2 separate regions of the Homo sapiens genome follow, and region 1 is linked to region 2. A link is an interaction called in ENCODE POLR2A ChIA-PET data of the cell type or tissue named here. Cell type or tissue: A673. All regions are shown on one strand. Each heading gives the region's core, and the rest is flanking DNA. Links, peaks and the distances in the headings are about the cores only.

Region 1 (9,335 bases), core at 2,257-7,256, 140 kb before region 2:
CAATTCTCTTCAAAGTAATCTATAATTCAATGCAGTTCCCATAAAAATTCCAAGTTTTTTTTGGTCTGTATAGACAAGCTTATCTTAAAATGTATATAGAAAGGCAAAGGAACTAGAATAGCTGAAACAATATTTAAAAGGAAGAAGGTAGGAGGAGTCACACTTGCTGGTTTTGAGATTATTATATGACCATGATAATCAAGACAGTATGATATTAGTGGAAGCACAGACACATAGGTCAATGAAACAGAAGAGAACCCAGAAACAGAACCACATAAGTATACCCAAATGAATTTTGATCAAGGTACAAAAGAACTCAATATAGAAAAGATAGTCTTTTCAACAAATGGGCAATGAGACATCAAGAGTGAAAAGTACGAATGTCAGCCTAAACCTCACCCCTTATATAAAAATTAACTCAGGACCTGGCATAGTGGCTCATGCCTGTAATCCCAGTACTTTGGGAGGCCAAGGCAGGTGGATCACCTGAGGTCAGGAGTTTGAGACCAGCCTGGCAAACATGGTAAAACCCCATCTGTAATAAAAACACAAAAATTATCCTGGCATGGTGGCAGAGGTCTATAGTCCCAGTTACTTGGGAGGCTGAAGCACGAGAATCACTTGAATCTGGGAGGCCGAGGTTGCAGTGAGCCAAGATCACGCCACTTCATTCCAACCTGGGCAACAGAGTGACAATCTGCTCAAAAAAAATAAAAAAGAAAGAAAAAAGAAAATTAACTCAGGATATATCATAGATCTTAATGTAAAATGTAAAACTGTAAACTTTAAAAACAGAACATAGAAGAAAATCTTTATAACTTAGGGTTAGGCAAAGAGTTCCTAGACTTGATACCAAAAGCATGATTTTTTTTTTTGTTTTGTTTTTGTTTTGTTTTTTTGAGATGGAGTTTCACTCTGTCACCCAGGCTAGAGTGCAGTGGCGCCATCTCGGCTCACTGCAACCTCCCGGGTTCAAGCGATTCTCTTGTGCCTCAGCCTTCTGAGCAGCTGGGATTACAGCCACATACCACCACACCCAGCTAATTTTTGTATTTTTAGCAGAGGCAGGGTTTCATCATGTTGGCCAGGCTGGTCTCAAACTCCTGAGTCAGGTGATCTGCCCACCTCAGCCTCCCAAATTGCTGGAATTACAGGCATGAACCACCGCTCCCAACCAGCATGATTCTTTAAAAAACAAAAAGGGGCTAGGTGAGGCAGCTCATGCCTGTAATCCCAGCGCTTTGGAAGGACAAGGTGGGAGGATTGCTTGAGTCCAGGAGTTCAAGACGAGCATGGGCAACATAGTGAGACTGTTTCTTTTTTTTGAGATGGAGTCTCACTCTGTCATCAGGCTGGAGTGCAGTGGTACAATCTTGGCTCACCGCAACCTCTGCCTCCCAGGTTCAGGCAAGTCCCCTGCCTCAGCTTTCCGAGTAGCTGGAACTACAGGCGTGTGCCACCACACCCAGCTAATTTTTTGTGTTTTATTAGAGACGGGGTTTCACCATGTTGGCCAGGATGGTCTTGATCTTCTGACCTCATGATCTACCTGCCTCTGCCTCCCAAAGTTCTGGGATTACAGGCGTGAGCCACCATGCCCAGCCAGTGAGACTGTTTCTACAAAAATAAAAAAATTAGCTGGGCATGGTGGCACATGCCTGTAGTCCTAGCTACTTGGAAACTTGAGGTGGTAGGATTGCTTTATCAAGATCCTGTCTCTAAAACAAAAAAAGGATCAATTGGACTTTATTAAAATTAATAACTTTTGTTCTGCAAAAGGCCCTGTTAAAGGATGAGAAAACAAGACACTGGCTGGAAGACAATATTTACAAATCATGTATTCAACAAGGAATAGTAGCTAGAAAAAAATATATATTATTCTCAAAACTCATCCATAAAAACAAGAAAAAATCCAATAGAAATGGGCAAAAGACATGAACAGACAGTCAAAGAGGATACACAGATAGTAAACAAACACATGAAAATATGTCAATATCACTAGCCATTAGAGAAATGTGAATTAAAACCAAGATGAGATACCAGTACACCCCTATTAGAATGAGTAACAGTAATACCAATAGGACCAAATGCTGCTGAGGACGTGAAGAAACCCAGTCTTCCACACACCACTGGTGAAAATGTAAAATGATACAGCCATTCTGGAAAACAGTGGCACTTTCTTAAAAATTTAAGTGTGTGCTTACCACATGACTCAGCAACCACACTCCTGCTCATTTATCCTAGAGACATCAATATGTATGTCCAAACAAAAAGCTGATACAAATATTCATAGCAGCTTTATTTGTGATAGTCCCAAACTGGAAACAACTCATATGTCCTCCAACAGGTGAATGGTTAGTGTGGCACGTCCATGCAAGAGAATATTATTAGGTTGGTACAAAAGTAATTGCAGTTTTGGACAGTGAATTTTAAAAACTATTATAACTAGGCTCAAACCCATCTTTATTATAAGTCAGAATATGATACATTACAATCAACACATTTTTGCCAATGAGAAATAAGTTTGTTTATTCCTGTACCGTAAAAATTGTGCTTTGGGATTCGACGAGTTCTTGGGAAACATTTTCTGCATCCTACTGATTGTGGAAGCATTTTTTTCTGCAAAAAGTTGTCGAGATGCTTGAAGAAGTGGTAGTTGGTTGGCGAGAGGTCAAGTGAATGTGGTGGATGAGGCAAAACTTCATAGCCCAATCATTCAACTTTTGAAGCATTGGTTGTGTGACATGCAGTCAGGCGTTGTCGTGGAGAACTGGGTCCGTTCTGTTGACCGATGCCAGCTTCAGGCATTGCAGTTTTTGGTGCATTTCATGGATTTGCTGAGGCTACTTCTCAGATGTAATGGTTTCGTCAGGATTCCGAACGCTGTAGTGGATCAGACGGGCAGCAGACCACCAAACAGTGACCATGACCTTTCTTTGGTGCAAGTTTGGCTTTGGGAAGGGCTTTGGAACTTCTTCTCAGTCCAGCCACTGAGCGGGTCGTTGCCGGTTGTTGTATAAAATCCACTTTTCATTTCACGTCACAATCTGATTAAGAAATGGTTCGTTGCTGTTGCATAGAATAAGAGATGACACTTCAAAATGACGATTTTTAAAATTTTCGCTCAGCTCATGAGACACCTACTTACCGAGTTTTTTTTTTTTTTTCTTTTTGTGACAGAGTCTTGCCCTGTCTCCCAGGCTGGAGTGCAGCGGCGCGATCTCGGTTCACTGCAACCTACGCCTCCTAGGTTCAAGCAATTCTCCTGCCTCGGCCTCCTGAGTAGCTGGGATTACAGGCACCCACCACCACACCCAGCTAATTTTTGTATTTTTAGTAGAGACAGGGTTTTGCCGTGTTGGCTAGGCTGGTCTCGGACTCCTGACCTCAGGTGATCCGCCTGCCTCGGCCTCCCAAAGTTCTGGGATTACAGGTGTGAGCCACTGCGCCTGGCCATTATGGAGCTTTTTCACCTTTCCGATTTGCTTCAAATGCCGAACAACCATAGAATGGTCCATGGTCGACGTTGAGTTCTTCGGCAACTTCTTGTGTAGTTGTAAGAGAATCAGCTTCGATGACTGTTCTCAGTTGGTTGTTGTCAATTTCCTACGGCGGCCACTATGCTCCTCATCTTCAAGGCAAAACTTCTCCTTTTCAAAAGTTCTTGAACCACCACTGCACTGTACGTTCATTAGCAGTTCCCGTGCCAAATGTGTTGTTGATATTGCGATTTGTCTCCGCTGCTTAACAACCCGTTTTGAACCCAAATAAGAAAATTGCCTGAATTTGCTTTCTGCCTAATATAATTTCCATAGTCTAAAGTAAACATAAAATCAACAGCAAGTAATGTCATGAGCAAAAAAACATAAAGCAAGAAATGGACATTAAAATGATGTATAACATAACCACATTTATTTAAGAATGTATTCCAATATCAAATGACAAATTTCAACAATGCAAAAACCACAATTACTTTCAGCAATTAATAGGATTCAACTATTGATACACACAACCTGGATGGATTTTAAGCATGTTTTACTGAGTGGGGAAAAAAGTCGGTCTCAAAAAGTGACATTCTGGCCGGGCGTGGTGGCTCACACCTGTAATCCCAACACTTTGGGAGGCCTAGGCAGGCAGATCACGAGGTCAGTAGTTCGAGACCAGCCTGGCCAACATGGTGAAACCCCATCTCTTCTAAAAATACAAAAAATTAGCCGGGTGTGGTGGCACGTGCCTGTAACCCCAGCTACTCGAGAGGCTGAGGGAGGAGAATCGCTTGAACCCAGGAGGTGGAGGTTGCAGTGAGCCGAGATTGCACCACGGCACTCCAGCCTGGGCAACAGAGCAAGACTCTGTCTCAAAAAAAAAAAAAAAAGTGACATGCTATGTGATTCCATTTATATAACATCCTTGAAATGACAAAATTACAAAGCTGGAGAACAGATTAGTGGTTGTCAAGGGTAAGAGAAGGAGAGGGAGGATGTGACTGTAAAGGTGTGACTTGTACATTTCTTTGTAGTAAGGAAGCAATTCTGTATTTTGATTATGGGATTTATACCTGTGATAAACTGTCACTGAATTATACACAAAGACATGCAGAAAGAAATGAGTGCATGCAAAAACTGGTGAAATCCCGGTAAAGTCTGTAGTTGAGTGAATAGTATTGTGACAATGTCAGGTTCCTAGTTTTGAGAATTACTATAGTTATGCAAGATGTTACTATTAGGAAAAGCTGGGTGAGGGATATGGGAAACGCTTCTGTGGTATTTTTGCAACTTCTTGTAAGTCTATAATATTTTATTTATTTTTCTGAGATAGGGTCTTGCTCTATTGCACAGGCTGGAGTGCAGTGGTGTGATGACAGCTCACTGCAGCCTCCATTTCCTGGGCTCAAGTGATTCTCCTGCCTCAGCCACTCAAGTAGTTGGGACTACAGGTGTGCCTGCCTATGATTATTATTATTAGTATTATTACCTTTGTAGAGACAGGGTCTGGCTATGTTGCCTGTGAGCCACCGAGCCCGGCTGGATGCATCTTCTTCTTCTTTTTTTTTTTTTTTTTTTTGAGATAGAGCCTCACTCTGTCACCCAGGCTGGAGTGCAGTGGCACCATCTCGGCTCACTGCAACCTCCACCTCCCAGGTTTAAGCAATTCTTCTGCCTCAGTCTTCCGAGTAGCTGGGACTACAGATGCACACCACCATGCCTGGCTAATTTTTGTATTTTTAGTAGAGACGGGGTTTCACCATATTGGCCAGGCTGGTCTCAAACTCCTGATCTTGTGATCTGCCCGCCATGGCCTCCCAAAGTGCTGGGATTACAGGCGTGAGCCACCGCGCCTGGCCGGATGCATCTTGATGCTCTGGGTCCTCATCTGTAAAGTGGGACTAATTGTAAGACCTACATCCTAAGGTGGTAGTAAGGATTAAATGAATTAACTTAATTCATTTAATTCCTTGCATAGGAGATGCACCAAATAAACTTTTGCCATTTTGTTATTAAAATATTATTTATTATTATTATGATGCTCCATAGGCAGAGGTGGGAGGAGCGTTCAGAGAAGGCTGTGTAGGAAATGGAGGTTACAGTGGGGTTGGGATCTGGCTGTGGGATCTGAGGTTCTGCAAGGCAAGCTGGCAGGCCCACTCCACCTGGTCTACCCCCAGCTGCACAGCAGTCAGGGGTTGAGCCCAGTGCTTCTTCAACTTTCACATGTGTAGAGTTACCTGGAAATATTGTTAAAGTGCACACTTCTTTTCTTTTTTCTGTTTTTTTTTTTTTTTTTTTTTTGAGACTGGTTTTCACTATGTCACCCAGGGTGGAGTGCAGTAGCACAATCACTGCTTGCTGCAGACTAGACCTCCCTGGGCTCAGGTGATCCTCCTGCCTCAGCCTCCCAAGTAACTAGGATCACAGGTGCACTCGACCACACATGGTTTATTTATTTATTTATTGAGATGGGGCTTTACCGTGTTGCCCAGGTTGGTCTCAAACTCCTGGGCTTAAGCAATCTCCCTGACCCCACCTCCCAAAGTTCTGGGATTACAGGTGTGAGCCACTGTGCCAGCCTAACCTGCACATTTCTGATTTAGTGGGTCTGGGCTAGGGCCTGAGATTCAGTATTTCTAACACTCTGCCAAGGTGGTGCCAATGAGGTTGGTTCTACGGTTTAGCAAGACTCTAGCTGATTCCGATGCGCTTTAAAGTTTAGGAATCACTGATAGAATGTAATGATTAAAACCAATCACATCTCTGGGATTGCAGGCCAGACATCTTTTGAGTTCCCTAGGTGATTATGAAGCAAGCAAGGGCCATGAACCACTGGATTGGCTAATCCCAGCTGAAGAAAGAAAAGCAAACACACCTCCTGAAATTGGAATGTGCCGCCAGGGCAGGGCTGGGGAAGCTCAGATACGCAGTGGTCAGGAGATGACAGAGGACAGACTGAATTCGAAAGAGAAACAGAAAGGAGGCTAGAGCAGAGAGCTTGGAATTCTTCTAGAAAGAGATCCCTGACGGAAAACCCTCAGAACCCATAGAGTGGTGAAAGGAGAGGAAATCGCCCTGAGTCACCCCTATTTCCTAGCAGTGGTGAAAGCACAAACGAGTTGGGGGCAGATGTTTTTGAAGCAATTGGGGCATGGTGGAGGTCTTTCTTGGAATCTTAGGGGGCACATGTACAGTTTTGCGGGAGCTGCCAGAAGAAACACGATGGGTTTGGTTGACTTGTCTCAAACACACCCAGTGGGCTGGGTGCTGCAATCCTAGCACTTTGAGAGGCCGAGGCAGGTGGATCATTTGAGCCCAGGAGTTCGAGACCAGCCTGGCCAACGTGGTGAAACCCTGTCTTTACCAAAAATACAAACATTAACTGGGCATGGTGGCACGTGCCTGTAATCCCAGCTACTCGGGAGGCTGAGGTAGGAGATTGCTTGAACCCAGGAGGTGGAGGTTGCAGTGAGCTGAGATCATGCCACTGCACTCCAGCCTGGACAACAGAGCAAGACTGTGTCTTAAACAACAACAACAATGACAAACACACCCAGGGGAGATTAAAGTAACTCCATCTTGGATGCTAATCTGCCATCTTGACTTCTTTTTTATTTGTTTGTTTTGCGACAGAGTCTTGCTCTGTTGCCCAGGTTGCAGTGCAGTGGCACGATCATGGCTCACTGCATCTTGACCTCCCAGGGTCCAGCAATCCTCCCACCTCAGCCTCCTGAGTAGCTGGGACTACAGGCCTTCACCACCACACCCAGCTAATTTTTAAATTTTTTTGTAGAGACGGGGTCTCACTATGTTGCCCAGACTGGTCTTGTACTTGTGGGGTCAAGCGATCCTCCATTCTCGGCCTCTCAAAGTGCTGAGATTCAGGCCCATGTTGACTTCTGATTAACTCCAGTTCTGGGAATGCCTCTAAGATTTCTATTTTCATGTACTTACCAAAAATCCTGCCCTTAGGTCAAAATAACCTTTATGTTATCATAAACACATACTTACCATAAATCCTGCCTTGAGGCAAATTTCCTATAGTGTATAAGCCCTACATTTGTGGGATAACTGTGTGGGGGATCCCCTCTGTCTTCCTAGGGCCTCCTGAGACATGGCTTCGGTTTGTGAATTCCTCTTAAACGTTTCCTTCTAAGAAATTGGATTTGTCGGCCGGGCGTGGTGGCTGACGCCTCTAATCCTGGCACTCAGGGAAGCCAAGGTGGGCGGATAACCTGAGATCAGGAGTTTGAGACCAGATTGGCCAACATGGTAAAACCCTATCTCTACTAAAAATACAAAAATTAGCCGGGCGTCATGGTGGGCGCCTGTAATCCTAGCTACTCGGGAGGCTGAGGCAGGAGAATTGCTTGAACCCAGGAGGCAGAGTGAGCTGAGATCGCACCTCTGCACTCCAGCCTGGGCAACAGGAGATTCTGTCTCAAAAAAGAAGAAGAAGAAGAAAAAAAAAGAAACTGGATTTGTCAGGCTCTTTCTCCCTTGGCCTTTGGGGGTAGGTTTGCACAGACCTGCTTACCTTAGAACACATCTCGTAATGAATAATGATGACAGTGACTATATTTCATGAAATGTGCTAAGTGCTTTACACCCACAATTATATAGATTCCCCACAACAAGCCTCGGCAGTGAGTATTGTTCTCCTTTTCCACTGATGAAATTGAGGCTTCATTGTAACCATCAGGCCATCCTTCTCTCTCTCTCACGCCTGCATGCACATGTGCACACACACATACACAATACCACATCATTTTCAATTCATCAGTAAGTTCCACTGGCTGTATTTTCAAAGCGTTTCCAAATTCACGCACTTCTCACCCTCCCCATACATCTCATCTACCTGTCTACTGTCACCTCCTGCCTGGATGATCACAGCAGCTTCCTCCTGGTCACCCCTCACTCCCACACCCTCTTTCCCACCTACAGTCAGAGATTACATCCCCGCTCTATTCAAAACCATCTTGTGGCTCCCATTCTGCTTAGAAAAAAATATCCAACCCCTGCCTTCCCTTACAAAGCTCTTGGAGGTCTGGACCCTCCCCCTCGCAGCTCCATCACACTGGCCTCATTGCTGTTCCTTTCTTTCTTTTTCTGAGACAGGGTCTTGTTCTGTTGCCAAGGCTGGAGTGTAGTGGCATGATCATGGCTCACTGCAGCCTTATCTCCTGGGCTCAAGCGAGCCTCCACGCTTCAGCCTCCTGAGTAGCTAGGATGACAGGTGGGTGCCACCATGCCTGGCTATTTTTTAAAAAAGTTTTATTTATATTTTTTGTAGAAATGAGGTCTCAGTATGTTGCCCAGGCTGCTCTCAAACTCCTGGGCTCAAGTGATCCTCCTGCCGTGGCCTCCCAAAGTGCTGGGACTGCAGGCGTGAGCCACTGTGCTTAACCTGCACTGCTGTTTCATGAATTAAGAGCCCATTCCTGGCTGCATAGGTCAGGGCTCTTAGCATAGAGTCCACACTGGCTAATTTGAGCAGTCAAGGGCATTGGGAAGTTCACAGATGATCGGCGAGGGCAGAGAGGCAGATTATGAAGCTGTTAAAGCAAACTAAATATGGCCTGAGAAGGAGACTCTGTACTTCTATATTTGAGTCCTTGTGGATGAACTGTAACCTAGCTTAATAGGCAGACAAGATTGAAAACCTAATTTAGGAGTATGTGCCCATAACAATAGCTGAGGGTTGGCCAATCCCAGCGGCCATACTTCAACCACTCATAGATTGCTAAGTGTTCGAACTGTTTTCAAATAAGGCAAACGCCAGCCTGCAGCCTATCCAGCTGTTTCTGTACAAAACTTCCAACTTCCATACGTCACTTCGCTTTTTCT
Region 2 (9,335 bases), core at 1,669-6,668:
CAGGACTTCAAGACCAGCCTGATCAATATGGTGAGACTCCATCTCTACTAAAAATACAAAAATTAGCCGGGCATCATGGCACACGCCTGTAGTCCCAGCTACTCGGGAGGCTGAGGCAGGAGAATCACTTGAACCCAGGAGGCGGAGGTTGCAGTGAGCCAAGATCGCACCACTGCACTCCAGCCTGGGTGACAGAGTGAGACTCTGTCTCAAAAAAAAAAAAAGGATTATAAGACAACTGGGGAAGCATGAGGAGACTGAGGCAGGCTTGTTCTGGAAAAGTGTGGAATATTTCTGGCTGTACGACGTTTGGGATTTGCTCTGAAATAAGCAGGGAGGTGAGGAGCAGGCACAGGCGACAAGGCCTGGCCACAGCTGCTACCTGCTGAGCTGCTGACAGGGACCCCAGGAGGGCGCGAGACTATTCTTCTGGGTATGTGTGAACATTTCCATAATACAAAGGTGTTCAACATTTTACCAAAGGAAATGTGACCTCATCGTAATGGCAAAGAATTATGGATCACTCACCCTGTGAATCCTAACTACTAAATCCAAGCACGGATCCTGCCTCTCTAATAAGTGTAATGGTAATAAGAGTACTAGTAACCAGAATGGCATAATGACAGTGGCCCTGTTCTGAGCATCACACAGCAGACTCACTTCATCCTCCCAGCAACCCTGGGAGGCAGCAGGAATCATTATCCTCCTGCTCCAGATGTGGGAACTCAAAAACATCTGAGGCTCAGGGCCTCGCCCAAGGTCAGAGGATGCTGTGCCGGAGCAGGGAGAGGCTGCAGGTGGAGCTGGACTCCTGAGCCCTTCGCTGGAGAGGGGTAGGGGGAGAGGAGGCAAGGGGAGCCCTCATCCCTCAGTGAGTGGGGACATACGGGACCATCAGCTATCAGTCCCCCCTAGTCCCATCAAATAATAAAGGCTCTTGCAATGTAATATTCGCCTTTCTAGCACAAACCTTTGTTGCAATTAAACTACTGACCGACAGGCAGTCCTACCCACAAAAGCTGAAACATTAACTGGCAGTAGAGGACTCCCGGGACCGTAGAGGTGGCTGGTGTCACAGGGCATGTCAGAGTCAACCCGTGGGGACAGTCCTCCCTGCAAACTTGCAGAGCCAGCCCTAGCCACCCTTGGACTGTCAGTCAGATGGTGTGTTGCCCCCAGCCCCAGACTCCACGTGTCAGGAGCTGTTAGGGAGGCCAGCGTGGTGACATCAGCATCCTTCCCCTCAGAAGGATGTCCTGGGCCTGCAGAACCCATCTCCCCTCTGTGGCTTCAGCCAGATCCTGCCTCAAAACACAGAAATCTGGGAAGTTTCTGCCAGGGGAGGAGGGAAGCTGAAATGCAGGAGGGTGGGGTGGGGAAGGGAGATAAGAGGCAGAAAAACAGGGAGAGAGACAGAGGTGAAACAGAGAAGGCCCAGACAGACATCTGGACAGACCAGAAATGGGAAGATAAGACAGTGACAGAGACTGCCATCGCCAAGCTCGAGGCCTTCTCTGGGCCTCAGTTGCCTTATCTGGAACACAGGAATCACAGTCACATGTCCCCGTAGCGTGCCGTGACTTAACCCCTCCATGTCAGAAGCCTAGAAAAGCACCCAGAACATGCCAAAAGCTAAAACACATTTGTTGCCATTCCTGCAGGCCAGCAGCCCTCACTCCAGCTCAGAAGCATGTCAGAGTCGCCAGGGGAGCATTAAAAAACCCCAAGGCCCAGACCCCACAGCTGTACAGTCAGCTTCAAATGGTCCAGCTTGGGCCCCTGCAGTGCCTCCCACCCCGGGTGACCCTAAGGCGCAGCCAAAGGATAAGGAGATTGGGGAGTGGGCAGGAGGATGGATCCAGCCCTGAGACCTGGATGGGGGAGGGTGTAAAGAGAGACTGAGACAGACTGATGGAGTGGGGGGAGGGCAGTACCCAGAAGGCCCTCTCTGGCTCACCTTCCCCCACTTAGGACCATCAGGAGTCTGGGGCCTGCTGAGGAATGCAAGGAATGAAGTCAGGCCTGGCACAGCCATCTCCAGAGTCCCCTCCCCATTCGCAAACTCCCATGAGGTGTTCCTGGTCCAGCCGCCTCCAAGCCATCACTCAGTCCTCCCTGAACACCCCTTCCCAGCCCCCTCCTTGGAGCCCAGGTCCCGAACCCTTTATCCCGCTGGGTACCCCGACACTGGCCCAGCTCAGGCATCCCCCTCAGTGTACTTCTCAGTGTCTGCAGGAGTTGCAGCAGATGAACAACCATGATCCCAAGAACTGGCAAGGGGCCGTGCGGCTGATCACCAGCTCTGACAGGAGGGAGGCCCGAGGAGGCTTCCCAGAGGTGCTGACCTTTAAGCCAAGACCCACAGAATAAATGAAGTCCGAGCACTCCACAAAGGCCAGCGAGGCTGGGGTGCTGCAGGAAAGTGGGGAGGGACGGGCCCTGCCAAAGCTGCTGGAGGGACAGGGCCAGCCCCTCCCCAGCCAGCCATGGGCTGTGGGGGATGATGTGAATCAGGGGAGGAATCGGCTGTAATCTCCATCACACCTGCTGCCCTCCACCTGTCACAGCTCAGTGGGGGATGGAGAACCCCCCACTGACCCACTGGAGGGTGCTGGGGTATCCCCATATCCTGCCAGCCCCCCAGAGTAGGGCTGGGTCCTGGCTCCTTCCTGCCACGCTGTGGGGAGACCCCAGCTGAGCTGCTTCCCGCATCCCAGAGCCTGTTCCCTAATAATTAAACCGTAAGCTGATTAGTCAAGGCAAACCTTTAATTAGCCCTTGAAATCATTCAGGAAAATTACAGCCTCCTTTCTGGGCACCCTGCCCGCCCTCCGCCAGGGTCCAGGGGCGGTACCAGGGAAGAAGCAGAGAATGGGAGAAGTGGCCTCCTGCCACCGCCATGAGGTCCTCAGCCAGCAAGGCTAAACCCAGGGTGCACGGCATCTTGTGGGAGTGGAGGGCACAGACTCCCTGCCACATCATGAACTACCCTGGGAAAAACCCCACAAGAGGTGGGCAAGGCGTCGGCTGGAAAAGTATGAACGAGAAGACATAAACAAATGGAGAGACATACCACGTTCATGGATTGGGAGACTCAGTGTCAGGTGTGTGCGCACGAGCACACGTACATACACTGACAACATGCTTGTCTAATATTTAAAGGGAATTACAAAAAGTCAAGAATGGGCTGGATGCCCATTACAGTGGCTCATGCCTGTAATCCCAGCACTTTGGAAGGCTGAGGCGGGCAGCTGGCTTGAGCTCAGGAGTTTGAGACTAGCCTGGGCAACATGGTGAAATCCCATCTCTATAAAAATACAACAACAAAAAAAAGTTTGAGAACAGGATGGCCAACATAGTGAAACCCCACCTCTACTAAAAATAAAAAAAATTAGCCCATTAGCCCAGGGTGGTGGCGTGTACCTGCAGTCCCAGCTACTGAGGCTGAGGAAAGAGAATTGCTTGAACCCAGGAGGTGGAGGCTGCAGTGAGCCAATCTTGAACCACTGCACTCCAGCTTGGGTGACAGAGCAAGACCCTGTCTCAAAAAAAAAAAAAAAACCTCAGGAATGGCTAAGACACTAGGCACAGTGGCTCCCGCCTGTAATCCCAGCACTTTGGGAGGCCAAGGTGGGCGGATCACAAGGTCAGGAGATCGAGACCATCCTGGCTAACACGGCAAAGCCTCATCTCTATTAAAAACACAAAAAATTAGCCAGGCATGGTGGCGCACGACTGTAGTCCCAGCTACTCCGGAGGCTGAGGCAGGAGAATCGCTTGAACCCGGCAGGCGGAGGTTGTAGTGAGCCAAGATCGTGCCACTGCACTCCAGCCTGGGTGACAGAGTGAGACTCTGTCTCAAAAAAAAAAAAAAAGGAAAGTGACCTGAACTGGCCCTTCCTTCACAGGAGTCTGGAAGAACAAATTGAAAGCTGCCCCACCTGACTGGCTACCAGAAAAACACATCAGACCACAGAGGAAACACCACCAGATCTACTCTAGTTTGCAAAATGGGCGAAGGACTTAGCATTGGTGCCCCCCTCACCTCCCAATCTGTGAAATGGGTCACACGGGTGCAGCTACCTCCTGGGATTTCAGGGAGGCCCAGGCAGCAGCTTGGGAGCACTGGCCGGGACACAGGGCCGGCACGCACAAACCCTCCATTCGTCTTTCCTATTCATCACCCTGAAGAGCTTCCCGGATCTAGAATAAGGACTCCCCGGGCCCAAGGTCACACCAGGCCTTCTCCTGCCTCCAAGCAGGGGTGCCCCAGATGGCTCCAGAGGCCAGGCTCCAAATGGGCGGCAACCGGGTCTGTTTATCCACCACCGCATCCCTGGAGGCCACACGGGTCAGCACTCCACCAAATTTGTTGGAAAAAAATAAACAATCACATTTATATTTATGTATCAGGCACCAGGATAAGTGTGTTAGGAGCAGAACTTCAGGAATGTCCAGGAACACCTGAAGCAGCCACCTTCTAGAGAGGAAGACACTGAGGCAGAGAGAGGCCCAAGCAGCTGTCAAGACTGGAATCCAGACCAACCCAAGAACCGACCTACCTGTCTTCCTTCAATTCCTCAAAGGCCCCCTGCACTCCCCCGCCGGGAGACCTCTGCAATGGCAGCTGCCTCAGCCTCCTCCCTTAGTCGAGGCCAAGTTCATCCTTCAAGTGGCATTTCCTCCTCAGGAAAACCTTCCCGGTGTGCCCCACCCAGGGCGGGTCCCCATTAGACGCTCTGGCAGCCCAGCTTACTACAGTTCAGTCAGTCAGTCAGTCAGTCAGTCAACCAGCATTTACTGAGAGACTACCACACTCCAATCCCTGAGAACATAGCAAGGGGCAGGGCAAGGCCCTGTGGTTCTACCCCTACCCCCATGCCCTGAGGCTACGTTATGCCGGGAGACAAAATAAACCAACAGACCCACATGTCATAATGGAAGTAACCATCATGAGGGTTACCGGGGGAAGGTGCTAGAGGGAGGGTGACAGGGGCTGCTCCTGGGGACCCATGGTCGGGAAGAAACATCTCCCCAAGGGGGCCACTGTCAGCAGAGGCTGACTGAACAGAAGGAAGGAGGGTGCTGCCTGCCCAGGGGGCAGCAAGAACAAAGGCCCCGGGGTAGGACCTGCCTGGAATGTTCCAGGAATGGTGGCAGGAGAAGAGGGAAGCAGGGCAGGCAGGAAAGTGGCCAGGTTGCCTGGGACCTTGCAAGCTTCTCTGCTGGGAGAGGTGGAGCCAGGGGAGGGTTCCTGCCCTGACCAGGTGTGCACGGCTACCTCTGGCTGTGTGCGGACAACTGTGGGGACAGTGGGGGAGAAGGGAGCAGGGAGCACGCCTCAATGGTCCAGGAGGGAGATGAGGGTGGCTTGAACTAGGGGGCCACGAGGAAGAAGGGTAACAAGGAAGGGGGGTAACGAGGAAGGGGGATGATGAGGAAGGGGGGTGACGAGGAAGAGGGGTGACAAGGAAGAAGGGTGACGAGGAAGAGGTGTGACCAGGAAGGGGGTGGCGAGGAAGGGGGGTGACGAAGAAGGGGGATGACGAGGAAGGGGAGTGACAAGGAAGAGGAGCCCGCAGCACCAGGTTACATTGTCATGTAGAGTGACAGGCTTTCCAGACACTTTGGATGTGGCGGGGGGGCAAGAGAGGAGTCAAGGTGATAGGGTGCCAGATTTGGAGAAGCCTAATCCCGAAACAAGACGAGGGATGGGGGTTCCTGTTCCCAAAATGGGGTCACTGTGGGAAGATGGGGGCCGGGAGCCTCCAGCCCGGCTTATCTTTCTGTTGCTCTGCAGTCGAGGTCTGTGTTCCCACTGGACTGAGCTCGGGGAGGGCTGCCTGTTGTTTGGGTTCACCCTTCAGTCGCTGGGCCCCAGCGCAAAGCTGGTCAAAGAATACACGCTTGGGCAGGGCGCAGTGGCTCACGTCTGTAATCCCAGCACCTTGGGAGGCTGAGGCAGGTGGATCCCTTGAAGTCAGGAGTTTGAGACCTGCCTGGCCAACATGGTAAAACCCTGTCTCTACTAAAAATACAAAATTAGCCGTGCGTGGTGGCACATGCCTGTAATCCCAGCTACTTGAGGGGGTGAGGGAGGAGAATGGCTTGGATCTGGGAAGCGGAGGTTGCAGTGAGCTGAGATCGCGCTGCTGCACTCCAGCCCTGGTGACAGAGCAAGGCTCCATCTCAAAAAAAAAAAAAAAAAAAAAAAAAAAAAGAATAAGCACTTGACTCCTGTCCACAGAATGGGTGAGAGTCGGAATGGACAGGAGCAAGGGGAGGACAAAATAACATGAGGGGCTCAGCCCGATGATAACCAGTGGTGTTACTTTTGCAGGAAAAAAGAATAAAAATGTTCCAAGGTCAACCAAAAAGTCTGACGGTACCAAATGTTGGTGAGGAGGTGGAGCAACTAAGATCCTCAGTCACCACCGCTAGGAGGATACACAGATTTGACCACCTTGGGAGGCTGTGTGGCAGCGCCCACTAAATCTGAAGCTACCCCACCCTCTGCCCTGGGCTACGCACTCCTGGGTATATTCCCTGAAGAAACGCAGGCACCGGCACCCCAGGAGATGCTACAAAGAGATGGCTCGCATCAGCGCAGCAGGAGATGGAGGAACAGAATATTATATGGGGCTGGGCACAGTGGCTCACGCCTGTAATGCCGGCACTTTGGGAAGCTGAGGTGGGTGGATCACCTGAGGTCAAGAGTTCAAGACTCGCCTGGCCAACGTGGTGAAACCCCCTCTCTACTAAAAATTAAAAAAAAAAATTAGCCAGGCATAGCGGTGTATGCCTGTAATCCCAGTTACTCGGGAGGCTGAGGCAGGTGAATCGCTTGAACCCAGGAGGCAGAGGCTGCAGTGAGCCAAGATTGCACCACTGCACTCCAGCCTGGGTGACAGAGCGAGACTCTGTGTCAAAGAAAAAAAAAGAATATTATACAGCAACAAAGATGAATGACTACAGATACACTCAGCACACAGATGGATCTCACAGGCCTAAGGGCGAAAGAAAGCACAGACAAGGACATACTGGAAGATTCCATTTATGTCAAGTTCAAAAGCAGGCAAGATGACATTCTGTAATTCAAGGATGCATACCTCATGGTAAAAACTATCAGGAAAAGCAAGGACACAGTGACCACCAAGGTCAGGAGAGCACTCACGACTGTGGTCGTGATGGACAGGGGTTATGGGCAGGCGGCTTTTGGGAGGTTGTGTTCTGTCTTTACCGAGGTGGTGGGGAAGCGTTGTTCACTTTGTAATTCTTTGCTAAACTTACCTGTGCATTTTATGCACTTTTCTATGGGCATATTATAATTGACAATTATTAAAGGTTTTTTAAAAGCAGTGGAGTTAGAAGCGCTGTGTATATATATAGCATTTGAGAGTCAAATAACGTGGGCCCAGGCTGCAGTGGAAGATTTGCGGGGAAGGGACGACAGAACTATGGAGGCCCCTGTGGGCGGCAGGGAAGGAGGGTTCCTCGGGAGAGAAGGACAGGGGCCTCCTGTGGGGAGGGCAGGGAGGGGTCTTCACCTGGGGACGGGTCTGTGGAGGGGCCAGTGGCCCGCAGGGTCCTACTTTCTCCCCATGGCCAGTGCTGACCGGTGACTGTGGGCGCAGTGAGGGAGGGAAGGGAAGGGGAGGGGGGCTGGCACCCCACGCAGCCCAGGAAGACCGGCCGCCTTCCGCCTCTGGGAGTGAAGTGTGGGAGTGGCAAAACCGGGCTGGGAAGTGAACTCAAAACCGCTGCACAATGCTGCTTTATCAGGAGTTCCCAGGACAGGTGGCAGGAGCAGGGAGGGTCTGGGACGGGGAGCTCTCTAGGTGAGGACCCTGCCCACCCGGTGCTCCCAACCCTCAAGGTGTCTGCTCGAAAGCTCCTGGGCAGCCTGCCTGGAATGCAGACAGCAGAAGGTGGGTGGGGGAAGCAGGAGGGAGAGCTTTGTAACCCTCAGGCTTAGCCCCGGGTAGCAGGGGAAGCGGCCACAGCGATTACCAGCCAGGCCTCCAGCATCCAAATCCCAGTTCCTCTTGCTCTGTGACGGGGCCAGGTCCCCCAGGCTCTCAGTCTCCTCCCTAGAAAAGGGAGATCCTAAGAACACGTGTGTCTTGGAGTTGATGGGAGGGTCCAGTAGGTTAGTTCACAGAAAGCACTCAAACAGTGCCTGCTCATATTAATAACATGGCTATTGGTGACATAGCTATAATATTAATAATACGGCTATTAGTAACGCAGCTAACAGTCTTTGAGCACTTACTATACATTTTGCCTGCCGAATATACATTTAGATCCTCAAAACAACTCTAAGAGTAGATATCATTAGCACCCTCATTTTACAGATGAGGACACCCGGGCACAGAGAGGTGATGTGACTTGTCTGGGGTCACACTGCTAGTAAGAGACAAAGCTGGCTCCGGAGGCCAAGCCCTTGACCTCTTCTGTGTCAGATGGGTTAGGAGCTCCAGAACGGAGCCAAGGTTTGAGTGCCACATCTGCCACGTATTTGCTGTGGGACTGCTGGCCTGTGCCTCAGTTTCCCCTTCTCAGAGAAAGTAAAATTATCAGGAATAGACAGCTCCAAGAAAAGGAAGCTCAAGATGGCTTTCAACAACACAAAGCTGTCCCACTTTGCTCTGATTAAAATCAGAACCATGATGAGACTGTTTGTCACCTATCTGACTGGCAAAGGTGAGAATGTCAGGTGACACCCGTCTATTCCAGCAAGGGAGTGAGGAAACCCCGGTGTCATCAGACACTGGGGGGTGGGAGTGTGAGCCAGACAACCTCCCCAGCAGGGTGAAACACTAACACTACCGGCAAAGTTAACGGGGCACCTGTCTCAGACCACGAGGCCACAAGCTCAGACTCACACCTAGAGACATATGCACAGCCACACTCAGGCGGGCGCAGCCCTGTTCACAGCACGGAAAGATGGGAATGGCCTGATGGCCATCAGCACAGAATGGCTGTGCTGTCCGTGGGGGCACGCGTGTGCGTGGGACACGAGGCGGCACTCTGTGTCCTGACAGCGAGCTTCGGAGTGGGAAACGCAAAGCACAGGACAGAATATAAACATGGGAAGTCCGCTCCATTTGAGTAAAAACAAAAGGGAGGGGCGGGCACTTGGGGGAACAAATATTTCAAGAAAGAAAGAAAAGAAACCGGGGGTGATGATGCTATCTCTGGGAAGGGCCTGGCAGGCGGGTGGGAAAGAGATTTGCTCGTCCCTGTACATCCTTTTGTGCTGTGTGCAGTTTTTCAGTGATTATTTAGGGGAATAGGTAATGCATGCACATGGAGGAAAAACGTGCTTTCTGAAA

What was found. ChIA-PET counts read pairs that join two places held together with the same protein. Peaks named below come from ENCODE experiments on the same cell type or tissue, not always from the same donor. Only the 100,000 strongest peaks of a DNase experiment are listed, where the experiment ranks them.
Region 1: POLR2A ChIA-PET joins it to region 2 with 21 read pairs; 3 of 35 experiments call an interaction of 5 or more read pairs at or near these places.

What each region holds. Positions count from the first base shown.
Region 1 is chr19:39,274,845-39,284,179 of GRCh38, reverse strand. No RefSeq gene overlaps it. Among named protein-coding and RNA genes, the nearest start is that of IFNL2, 11 kb to the right of the region's middle. In A673, for the core only: no CTCF peak of the experiment used is centred there; no DNase peak of the experiment used is centred there.
Region 2 is chr19:39,132,210-39,141,544 of GRCh38, reverse strand. All of the region lies in intron 1 of PAK4 (p21 (RAC1) activated kinase 4), which reads right to left. It overlaps PAK4-AS1 (PAK4 antisense RNA 1), which reads left to right and starts at 4,982. Exons shown (of 2, transcript XR_007067254.1): 1 at 4,982-5,123; 2 at 6,341-7,358. RefSeq lists enhancers at 1,919-2,508, 5,659-6,404, 8,478-9,058, 9,059-9,335. In A673, for the core only: no CTCF peak of the experiment used is centred there; no DNase peak of the experiment used is centred there.